Regions from separate parts of the Homo sapiens genome. Here region 2 is linked to region 1. A link is an interaction called in ENCODE POLR2A ChIA-PET data of the cell type or tissue named here. Cell type or tissue: PC-9. All regions are shown on one strand. Links, peaks and the distances in the headings refer to the core of each region. The heading gives the core; the rest is flanking DNA.

What was found. ChIA-PET counts read pairs that join two places held together with the same protein. Peaks named below come from ENCODE experiments on the same cell type or tissue, not always from the same donor. Only the 100,000 strongest peaks of a DNase experiment are listed, where the experiment ranks them.
Region 2: POLR2A ChIA-PET joins it to region 1 with 26 read pairs; 2 of 35 experiments call an interaction of 5 or more read pairs at or near these places.

Annotation. Positions count from the first base shown.
Region 1 is chr9:114,096,142-114,101,515 of GRCh38, forward strand. KIF12 (kinesin family member 12) reads right to left here and starts at 3,151. Exons shown (of 19, transcript NM_001388308.1): 1 at 3,110-3,151; 2 at 2,963-3,028; 3 at 2,794-2,872; 4 at 2,161-2,288; 5 at 1,974-2,049; 6 at 1,466-1,600; 7 at 1,160-1,295; 8 at 246-337; 9 at 1-66. The coding sequence starts at 3,135. It overlaps LOC124902251 (a long non-coding RNA gene), which reads left to right and starts at 2,214. Exons shown (of 2, transcript XR_007061740.1): 1 at 2,214-2,297; 2 at 2,937-4,678. RefSeq lists an enhancer at 2,940-3,475. In PC-9, for the core only: no CTCF peak of the experiment used is centred there; no DNase peak of the experiment used is centred there.
Region 2 is chr9:114,535,293-114,540,666 of GRCh38, forward strand. No RefSeq gene overlaps it. Among named protein-coding and RNA genes, the nearest start is that of WHRN, 33 kb to the left of the region's middle. In PC-9, for the core only: a CTCF peak has its summit at 3,270; a DNase peak (open chromatin) is centred at 3,159.

The sequences.
Region 1 (5,374 bases), core at 65-5,064:
GTCCACAAAGCACAGCTTCCCACCAACAGGGGGCTCCCCAGGGTCCACAGAAGGCATCTGCTGGGCCTGAGGGATCAGAGCTTCATGGGGACTTGGGAGGGACCGTCCCCATCAAAGCCACAAGGTTATGGGACCAAGAGTTTCCATTATTAACCCCCATGCACACCCAAGTTGGTTTATATGTCCAGATACAGACCCTTGCTTGGTGGCCCCGGGTAAGCACCTTCCCAGGCTGGAGCACTCACAGTTTGACGGCTGATGTAAAGGGTGAGCAGGGCATGGCTTCGGCTGGAGGCCTGGTTCAGGGTGTGGGCTGAGTTCCTTCGACGGCTGAGACCTGGAAGGGAAAAACATCAGGAGCTGGACCTGGTAGGAAGAACAGGTCATCATCAATGAAGAAAAAGGAGCAAAGGAATCCTGGCGGAAGGGTCAGCCTCATGCAAAGGCAGGGAGGCAACAGAGTGGGTGTTGTTCAGGGAACGATGGGATGTTGGGCCCTGCTCTAGCAGAGATGGGTGGATGGAGGATAGAGAAAACTGAGCAGAAGAATGACAGTCAGATTTGCATTTTATAAACATCTCTCCCACTGCTTCGTGAAAGGAAGGGGAGAAACTGAGGCAGGAGATCAGCTGAGAGGTGTGGCACAGTGCTGGGGCCAGAATCCACAGTCAGCATCTCCAGTGCCTGCCAAAGGAGGGGTGCCCAATAAATACTTGATTTAAAAAAAAGAATGAGGCTGAAAGGGCCTTTAGGCTAGGCTAAGAGGTATGACCTTGATCCTCAGGGCCCTGGAAGGGTGGAGGGTCTGGAGGCAAAGAGAGATGGGGTTTGCAGCATAGAGGAGAATGGATGGGCAGGGGAGAGCCTTGAGGTGCAGAGACCACCAGGGAGCAAGAATGAGTCCTGGCGGAGGCCGAGGCCCTGGGCTAGAGAGGAGAGGGTGTGAAAGGAGTTTGGAAGGCAGAATTAGCAGGCCTTGTTGGCAGTGCGGGGAGGCCCTTGGGCCATGCCTTTGAATTGTGGTTTACTGGTCCTTCCCCACCTCCCCCAGGAATCATTTCTGAAGCTGCAGCTGCAGTCTGGGCCCCAAGTCCACACTCAGTGAACAACTGAGGAATGGGCACCCCTACCCGCAAAACTCCCCGCTGTCAGCACACACCCGTTTGCAAAAGTTCCATCAGGGCCTCCAGACTCCCAAATTCCACCACCCGCAGCTGCTCCACATAGAAGCCCCGAGTCTTGTTCCAGCGAACAGGGAGGGGCCGGGGAGACCCCAGGCTCAGCAAGTCCCGAACCTGGGAGGGGAGGGAGGAGGGTGAGGGAAGGGGATCTTTCTGAGTCCACCCATCCCCAGATCTTACTGACAACAGTCCCCACCGCCTCTTCTGTCCTTTGATCCAGGCTCCCTGGAAAGAAGCGCTCCGTTTCCTCATGGGCTGTCTTTCTATTCCTCTCATTCCCTTACCTGCTCATTGTAGATCTCCAGATAAGAGGCGCGAAGGGTGACAGGGGCACCCAGGTGCTGCACGCGGTCCAACAGCCAGGCGAAGGTCCTCTGCATGATGCCAGCCAGGCTGGGGGGTACAGGCACCCCCTCCCCCTAGGGGCAAAACCAGCTGAGCCATCGTCATCTCCACAGTAATAACTACCCTCTGTAGCGCATGTATGATACCGTGCGCCGGGAAACGTGCCAAGTTCCCAAACAATGGCTCATTTAATTCATAGTCGGTACTGTCACTTCCATTTTACAGATGAGAAAACTGAGAGCTAGGAAGGGGCCAAAGTTGAAGCCCAAATGCTCCAAATTGGGCAAGTCCCTTCTCTTTGGTCCTCAGCGTCCTCGTCTGCAAACAAGCGGGTCAGGCGGCGTCGTCCCAGCCCCTTCCCTCTGGGAGTCTGCGCCGCCTGCGGCTCCCCAGGGCTTCCAGCCCACCCAGCCCCGCCCCGCGGGGGCGCCGCCGGCGCTCGCTCACCTGGGGAGGGGGTCCAGTCAGGGTGTAGGTCTTCCCAGAGCCCGTCTGGCCAAAGGTGAAAACAGTGCAGGAGAAACTGCGGGCGGCAAGGGCGTGGCTGGACTCCGGCGGCTACCCGGGGTGGGGGCTGGGGGTGCTTCGGGGCCCCGCCAGGCCCGGCGCGGAGCGGAGGCGAAGCTTCACTCACCCGCGCAGCGCCAGCTCCCCCAGGCGCCGCACGCCGCACGCCCGGAACACGTCCTCCTGCGTGCGCGCCGCGTCTAGCACCGCACCGAAGCGGAACGCCACTTCTGGACCCCCGCCTGGAGGACTCACCTGGCGCGGGTGGGGCGGAGGAGCGGGGCACTCTGGAGGAGGGCGGGGCACCCTGGAGGGGCGGGGCACCGTGGAGGAGGGCGGGGCACGCGGGAGGAGGGCGGGGCACTCTGGAGGAGGGCGGGGCACCCTGGAGAAGGGTAGGGCGCTCGGTGAGGCACTCGGTGGGCGAGCACCCTGGGTTGGGGGTGGGGTGGGGGACACTCACTAGGGCCGGGGCATTCTGGGGAGGGTAGGACACCCTGGAGGGGCGGGGCATTCTGGGGGGGGCGGGCACCTTGGGTGGGCGGGCACTCAGAAGGGGCGGGGCACTCGCAGGGGTTGGCGCGGCGCACCCTGGCGGAGGGCTGGGCATCCTGGAAGGGAGGGGCACTCTGGGGAGGGCGGGGCACCTGGGAGAGGACCACTCCGGGGGAGCGCGGGGCCTAGGGCAAAGTTGCCTGGGGGAAGGGATCTGGCGTCCCCGGGATTTTTTATTGGGGAGATAGAGAGAGGGGTTCCTCACCTGCAGAGTCCGGGTCCCTGAGCAGTGCAGCACGCTCTGCTGCCCTCGACGCAGCTCGGCCGCGCTCATGGGACGTACCCTGGGGTCCGACAGAAGGGCAGATGGTACATCCTGATGTCTTCCTCGATCCTTGTCTCGCCCAGGTGCCTCCTAGCCAATTTATACCCACCTGAGCACCACCTGGATGGGCGTTTCCGGCCCCTCTGGCCCTTGCTCCAGGCTCCGCGCGAGATCCCTGTGGGCAGCAATGCGACTTATCATACCTGCACCTAGCGGCTGTTCAGGACTCCTCGAACCTGTCTGAAGATCTGCTTACCCGTCGGGTGACCCGCGTTCTTCCATGTCCTGCTCTGCACACGGAGTTAGCTCCGCCCGCGTCTCCTTTATTTACCCCCCACCAATACCCTCCCTTCTCCACAACACTGGGACTGTCTACACACATCTTGCATTCCCACCCCATCCCCCATCCCAGGCAGCCATCCATCCGGAAAGACTCCAGCTGCCCAGGGCTAGCTCGTTAAAGATTTACCCTTCCTCACCCCTGCGGTGGAGAAAGTCTCTCCCAAGCTAGGGGACCCCTAGCTAGGGGGTTCTGGAGTCTGAGGATCCCTTGCTCTTGGCCAGTCCTCACAAGAGGAACCCGTGGGACCACCCAGACCGGCCTCCTTTGTGCCCAGTTGGGGATACCTAAGCAGATAGGAAGGACTCAACCAAGGCCACAGAGCTAGCCTGCACAGGACCAAGCTTTTCCCACCCTCTCCACATACCCCCCACTCCCACCCCCAGCAGCTCAGCTCAGGGCCCAAGGAGTGGCACAGGTCTCAGTCAGCTCTAGGGACGACCTGGCTGGATTGAATCTCTGAGCTGACCTGAGAACAGGTTTCCAAGCATCTGGTAAAACACTGGGGCACCTGCCTCTCTAATGCCAAAGTTAATCCTAGGCCAGCATGATTGTTTAACCCTCTCCTGGTCTGGCTTATGAGAACAGCAGAGATGTCTGTGAATGTGCAGGGATGGGGCAATCACTTATTCTGTACCAGTCTCCATGCTGGGCACCAGGGCAGAGGAACCCCATGCAGCCCCTGACCCTTCCCAGCTCACAGTGTGTCTGGGGAGATGGATAAGTACAACCCAGCAGCGTGTAGGGCCTTTAGGGGGAGTACAGAGGCCTGTAGGAGCCAGTGGGGGTGGGGAGGAGGTGAGGGTATTCCAGGCAAAGCAAACAGGAGTCAGGATGGCCAGGGTGGGGTGGGGAGATGAGTGTGGCATGGAGAGGTAGTTTGAGGCTGGATCTAGCTTATGGTGGGCACATCAAGGAGTCTGGACTCACTCTTCAGGGAACCAGGAAGCCATTGAAGGGTTATAAACAGGGATGTGACACCATCAGGTTGGCATTGTTATTATTATTGTCATTCTGGCTGTCTTTGTATGTTCTCTGAATATTTCTGCAAACTCTCCGGCCCCCAAACACACATTAGGGTGAAAGCCCTAAAAATCACTTTTTCTCAATGTGACACATTCTATACCACCACAAATTACAGCCAACTATCAAAGCCACCCTGCTGGAGAATGGGCTGTCTTGGATGGCAGTGAGCTCCCCAGGCAATGGAGATGTATAAGAAAGAGCCATTTGACCTTTTGGTTATAGGACCCTCTAGCAGGGGCCACAGGGAAAGTTCTGTAGAACTAATAACCACTGCCCCCAGCTCTGCCACTAACTTGCCACAGTCTTGGCTTCTCTTGTTTCCTTCCTGTAAAAAGAGATTAATGACTTCTCTCCTATTTGACATAGTTGTTCTGAGATTTCAATGAGATGTGTCATTGAAAGTGAAAGTTGTAAATAATTACCTAAAAACAAAAATAAAAATTCCTAGATGATCTCTAAGTTCCCTTTCAACTCTGAAGTTCCTTAATCTATTTTTTGAGTCCTTGAGGTGGATAAGACAAAAATTACTATCCCTGTTTTTCAGAGGAAAAAAAACTGAACTAAACAGCGAAAGGCAGGGAAAGTTATCTAAGGAGAAAACAACAAATGGCAGAACTGAGAGTTTAAACCCAGAACTATGAGCTGTACATCCTGATGCTGCTTGCTATGGCAAGTTGCTTTTGTCAGGAGTAAACCCAGTAAATGAACAAGGTGCTCCTTTAAAAGCTGTTGAAAGTGTTAAAGACTATCAATCACTAGCATCTTAGTGTGCATTGGTTTAGTCAGATTGCTGGCCCTCCTCAGGCTGGACTGAGATGAGCCACGCTGAAGGGATTTTTGTTTTTTTTGTTTTGTTTTGTTTTGTTTTGGAGATGCAGTTTCTCTCTTATCACCCAGGCTGGAATGCAATGTTGCGATCCTGGCTCACTGCAACCTCCACCTTCTGGATCCAAGTGATTCTCCTGCCTCAGCCTCCCAAGTAGCTGGGATTATAGGTACTCACCACTACGCCCAGCTAACTTTAGTATTTTTAGTAAAGACAGGGAGGGTTTCACCATGTTGGCCAGGCTGGTCTCAAACTCTTGACCTCAGGTGATCCACCCACCTCAACCTCCCAAAGTGCTGGGATTACAGGCATGAGCCACCATGCCCAAC
Region 2 (5,374 bases), core at 202-5,201, 440 kb after region 1:
TGTGAAGAAATACCTGAGAGACTGGGTAATTTATAAAGAAAAGAGGTTAAATTGACTCACAGTTTTGCATGGCTGGGGAGGCCTCAGGAAACTTACAATCATGGCTAAAGGCACCTCTTCACAAGGTGGCAGGACAGAGAATGAGCGCCAGCAGGGGAAATGCCAGGCGCTAATAAAACCATCAGATCTCATGAGAACCCACTCACTGTCAGGAGAACAGCATGGGGGAAACTGCCCCCATGATTCAATTACCTCCCACTGGGTCCCTCCCATGACACATAGGAGTTATGGAGATTACAATTCAAGATGAGATTTGGGTAGGGACACAGCCAAATCATATCAGTTCTCAACCAGAAGAAAAGGGCGTCTATTAAAAAACCTTCAGCAAGTTAAAACTGAAATCAGTAACATTTACAGACTTCTCAGACAGAAGGCTTTAGAAGAGGGTGAACTTGTTTTAAACTAAATTTCTTTTTGTTTGTGTGATCTATGGATTTTGTTTATTCAGTTTCCTGCCCCTGCAAGCACAGAAAGCTGAAAACTAATTTGATTCACTTTTCCCAGATGCAATCTCATGTGTATTTTATGTTAGTTTTTAAAGTTTTAGAATTTTAACCAAATTCGGCACAAAGTGACTATGTTATATGCTCCCTGAACAAATATGCATTAGTCTGAGATTTTTCTTTTTTGTAAAGCAATTTAGACCTCTGTGTGTCTAATAAAATTCCATCTAGATTAAAAAAAATACCTTCAGCAAATATTGTACTCAATGATGAAAATATAGGACTGGGTGTGATGATGCACACCTGTAATCCCAGCCACTCAGAGGGGTGAATTGCTTGAGCCCAAGAGTTCTAGGCTCCAGTAAGGCATGATTGAGCCACTGCACTTCAGTATGGACAACAAAGTGGGTCAAAAGAAGGCAAGAAAGCAAGAAAGGAAGGAAGGAAGGAGAGAAAGGAGGGAAGGAGGGGGGAAGGAAGGAAGGAAAGGGAAGAAAAGGAAGGAAGGAAGGAAGGAAGGAAGGAAGGAAGGAAACATTTTTTTCTGATAATACTACAAATAAGACAAGTAAGTCTCTTCACTTCTACCCAACATTGTTCTAGCCAGTGCAATAAGGCTAAAAATAATAGGGGGTCAGATTGGAAAGGGAGAATTAAAACTGTCTTTACTGACAAACATCATGATTGTTTAAGTAGAAAATTCCACGGATTTTTAACTAAAAAAGTTTTTTTCTACCAAAAAGCTATAGAACTAATGAGTTTACCAAGGTTGCAGAATACAAGATCAATATACAAAAGTCAATGGTATTTCTACATATTAGCAATCAACTGTGAGAAACTGATTTTTTTTTTTTTTTTTTTTTTTTTTTTTTTTTTGTAGAGACAGGGTTTCTCCATGTTATCCAGGCTAGTCTTGATCTCCTAGACTCAAGTGACTTGTCCACCTTGGCCTCTCAAAGTGCTGAGATTGTATGTGTGAACCACTGCACCCAGCTCAAGAAATTGAATTTTTAAAATTACTGTTACAATATCATAAAATATGAAATAAAGACAAACCTGATTAAAAAATATGTAAGATTCATACAATGTAAGCATTGCCAAGAGAAACTAAAGACTTAAAAAAAAGAAAGCTGTACTATGTTCATGGATCAGAAGACTCCATATTAACATGCCAATTTTCGCCAAAATTGATCTGCAGGTTCAATTCAACCCCAGTAAAAAATCTCTTATTTTTTTAAATTTACAAATTGACAGGCTTACTCTAAAATTCATATAGAAATACAAAGCACCAAGAATAGCAAAACAACTTTTTAAATGAAGAACAAAGTTAGAGAACTTACACTACCTGACTTCAACATTTACAAAGCTATAGTAATCAAAACAGAGTGACACTGATATAAAGACAGACAAATCAATGAAACAGAAAGCACAGAAACTGGCACCTATATACAGTTAATTGATTTTTGACAAAAGTGCGGAGGCAATTTGGTAGAGAAAGGGTCATCTTTTCAGCAAATGTTCCTGGAACAAATATATATATATGAAAAGTGATGAACTTCAATCCATACCTCATACAGTATACCAAAATTAACTCAAAGTGAACTATAGACCTAAATATAAAACCTAAAACTACATAATTTTTGGAAGAAAACATGGGAGAAAATTTTTGTTTCTTATTGTATTGGATTGAGTAGTGTACTCCCCAAAATCATGTTCTTCTCAGAACTTCAGAATGTGACTTTATTTGATATTGGGCCATTGCAGATGTAATTAGTTAAATTAAGATGAAATCATACTGGAGTAGAGTGGGTGCTTAATCCAATATGGCTGATGTCCATATAAGAAGAGACACAAGACACACAGGGAGAATGCCATGTGAATATAGAGGCAGAGATTGGAGTAACGGGTGTATAAGCCAAGAAATGCCAAGGATTGCAGATAACCACCAGGAGCTAGGGGAGAGTTATGGAGCAGTTTCTCCGTTAGAGCCTCCAGAACCATGAGAGAATTAATTTCTATTGTTTTAAGCCACCTGATTTATGGTTCTTTGTTACAGAGAACCCTAAGAAATTAATGCACTTATCTTAGGCAGGAAAAGATTTCTTAACTGTAATACCAAATGCACGATTCTTTTAAAAAATGATAAATTGGTGTTCACGAAAAGTTAGAATTTCTGCTTGTTGAAAGACATTCTTAAAGCATAAAAAGATATGCCACAGACTGGGAGAAAATATTTGCAAATCACATATCTGATAAAGGACCTACAGTCAGAATACATAAAGAACACTCAAAAAGAAAATTAAAACTCAAATGTTTAAAATGAATGAAGGATTTGAACAACTGCTTCACTAAAGAAGAAATACAGATGGCAAATGTGAACATGAAAATCTACTCAACCTCATCAGCTATTAAGCAAATGCAAATTAAAACTAAAATGAGACACCACTACACTCCTACTACAATGTCTAAGATTTAAAATCCTGATTGCTATGGTTTGAATGTGTCCTCTCCAAAACTCAGGTGTGAAAACCTAATGCCCAGTGTGGTAGTATTAGGAGGTGGCGCCACTGAGAAGTGATTAGGCCGTGAGCTCCTCCCTTGTAGATGGGATTATGACTCTTATCAAAGAGGCTTCCTGTAGTGTTCAGCTCACTTGCGCTTCTGCTTTCTGCCACGTGAGGACATAGCGTTCCACTCCTCCAGAGGGTGTAGCCCTCACCTGACAAGTGAACCTGCTGGCATCTTGATCTTGGACTCCTCAGCTTCCAGAACTGTGAGAAATTAAAGTTCTGTTCTTAATAAATTACCCAGTCTCAGGTATTGTGTTTCAGCAGCACAATATTAAAGAAGACGCTGACCATATTGCTATGGTCTGAACGTTGTGTGCCCCTGCAAAATTCCTACTTTGAAAACTGATTTACCAATGAGTGATATGAGGAGGTGAGGCCTTTGGGATGTGACTAGATCATGAGGGCTCTACCCTCACAAATAGGATCAATGTCCTTATAAAAAAGGCCCCAGATGCCGGGCGCAGTGGCTCACATCTGTAATCCTAACACTTTGGGAGGCCAAGGTGGGCAGATCACCTGAGGTCAGGAGTTCGAGACCAGCCTGGCCAACATGGTGAAACCCTGTCTCTACTAAAAATACAAAAATTAGCTGGGCGTGGTGACACATGCCTGTAATCCCAGCTACCTGGGAGGCTGAGGCAGGAGACTCGCTGGAACCCAGGAGGCAGAGGTTGCAGCGAGATGAGATTGCACCACTGCACTCCAGACTGGGCGACAGAATGAGACACCATCTCTAAATAAATAAGGATTGCTTGAGCCCAGGGGTTCAAGACCAGCCTGGGCAACATAATGAGTCCCGATGTCTACAACATTTTTTAAAGAAATTAGCTAGGCATGGTGGTGCATATCTATAGCTATTTGGAGGCTGAGGTAGGAAGATTGCTTGAGCCCAGGAGTTTGAGGCTGCAGTGAGCTAGGATTGTGCCACTACCCTTCAGCCTGGGTGACAGAGTGAGACCCTGAAAAAAAAAGTTTCAAAAACAGACAAACAAAACAGGTTCTCCAAGGTCATATATCTAATAAATAGCAGTCTGCCTCCACATGCTAAACACTCAAGCACTACTTTATTTATGCAAGGTACATATTATCATTCCCATTTTATAGATGAAAGAGTGAGAATCCAAGGGATGATGTGACCTCTCCAATGTCACTATTAAGTGACAGAGCTGAAATTTATAGCCATGTCTCTTTTACTCCAAATCCAGTGTTCTTTCTGTCACATGCACCAAGATTTTGCTGTTTATTTGAATGCTTTGGACACCATGCACACAGCCTCTGCTCTCCCAAGGGGGTCTGGCTACCTCCTCCTCACTCCACACCTCTTCCTCCAGAAATAAAGCCCATTCTGGACTCCCTATCCTCACCCATGCATTATTACTCAGCTGCTTACCTTCTATACCTGATGACATGGGAACAAATCAATTTGTAAATGCCTAGAAGAGAACAGGACTCTCAGTAATTGCCAATGCATCTTTGTGAAAGCAAGAGCTTGCTGGGCACTTGGAATGCAGCCCCTGCCTGTTTTAAAGAAATAGGCACTTCGAATGGAGACTAATAGACCAGCATGCAGGCAGCACTTAACAGTTTCAGAGCCCTTTCTTCTCTCTCATCTCTTTACAACGACTCAGTAAGCTCCGTGTTTTTACACCCTTCCCCTACATTTTTTTTTCAGATGAAGCAACTGATGTTTTGAGGCTTGAAAAAAACTAAATAGCTGAGCCTGCATTCAAACTCATCCTTTTGGGAGGAGGGAGGTTGTTTTGAATTCTGGGTCTTATTTAGGTCATGGCAGAAGGAACACCTGGCCACTTTGTTCAATATGAGCATGAACTTTATACAGTCAGCGTTGTTGAAGAAAAAAAAAAGCAAAACACCTGGGTTTCTCAAGGGAGTGGTTTCTGTCATAAGAGGGTCCCAGCAGAGGTCAGACGGCTGCTAACCAGAATTATGCAAAGGAGGCCGGGTGCGGTCGCTCACGCCTGTAATCCCAGCACTTTGGGAGGCCAAGGTGGGCAGATCACCTGAGTTCGAGACCAGCCTGGCCAACATGGTGAAACCCCGTCTCTACTAAAAATACAAAAATTAGCCGGGCATGGTGGCGGGCGCCTGTAATCCCAGCTACTCTGGAGGCTGAGGCAGGAGAATCACTTGAACCCGGGAGGCAGAGATTGCAGTGAGCCGAGATCGCGCCATTGCACTCCAGCCCGGGCAACACAGCAAGACTCTGTCTCAAAAAAAAAAAAAAAAAAAAGAATTATGCAAAGGAGACCACTACACAAGGTAGAAGCTGGGCATGACAAC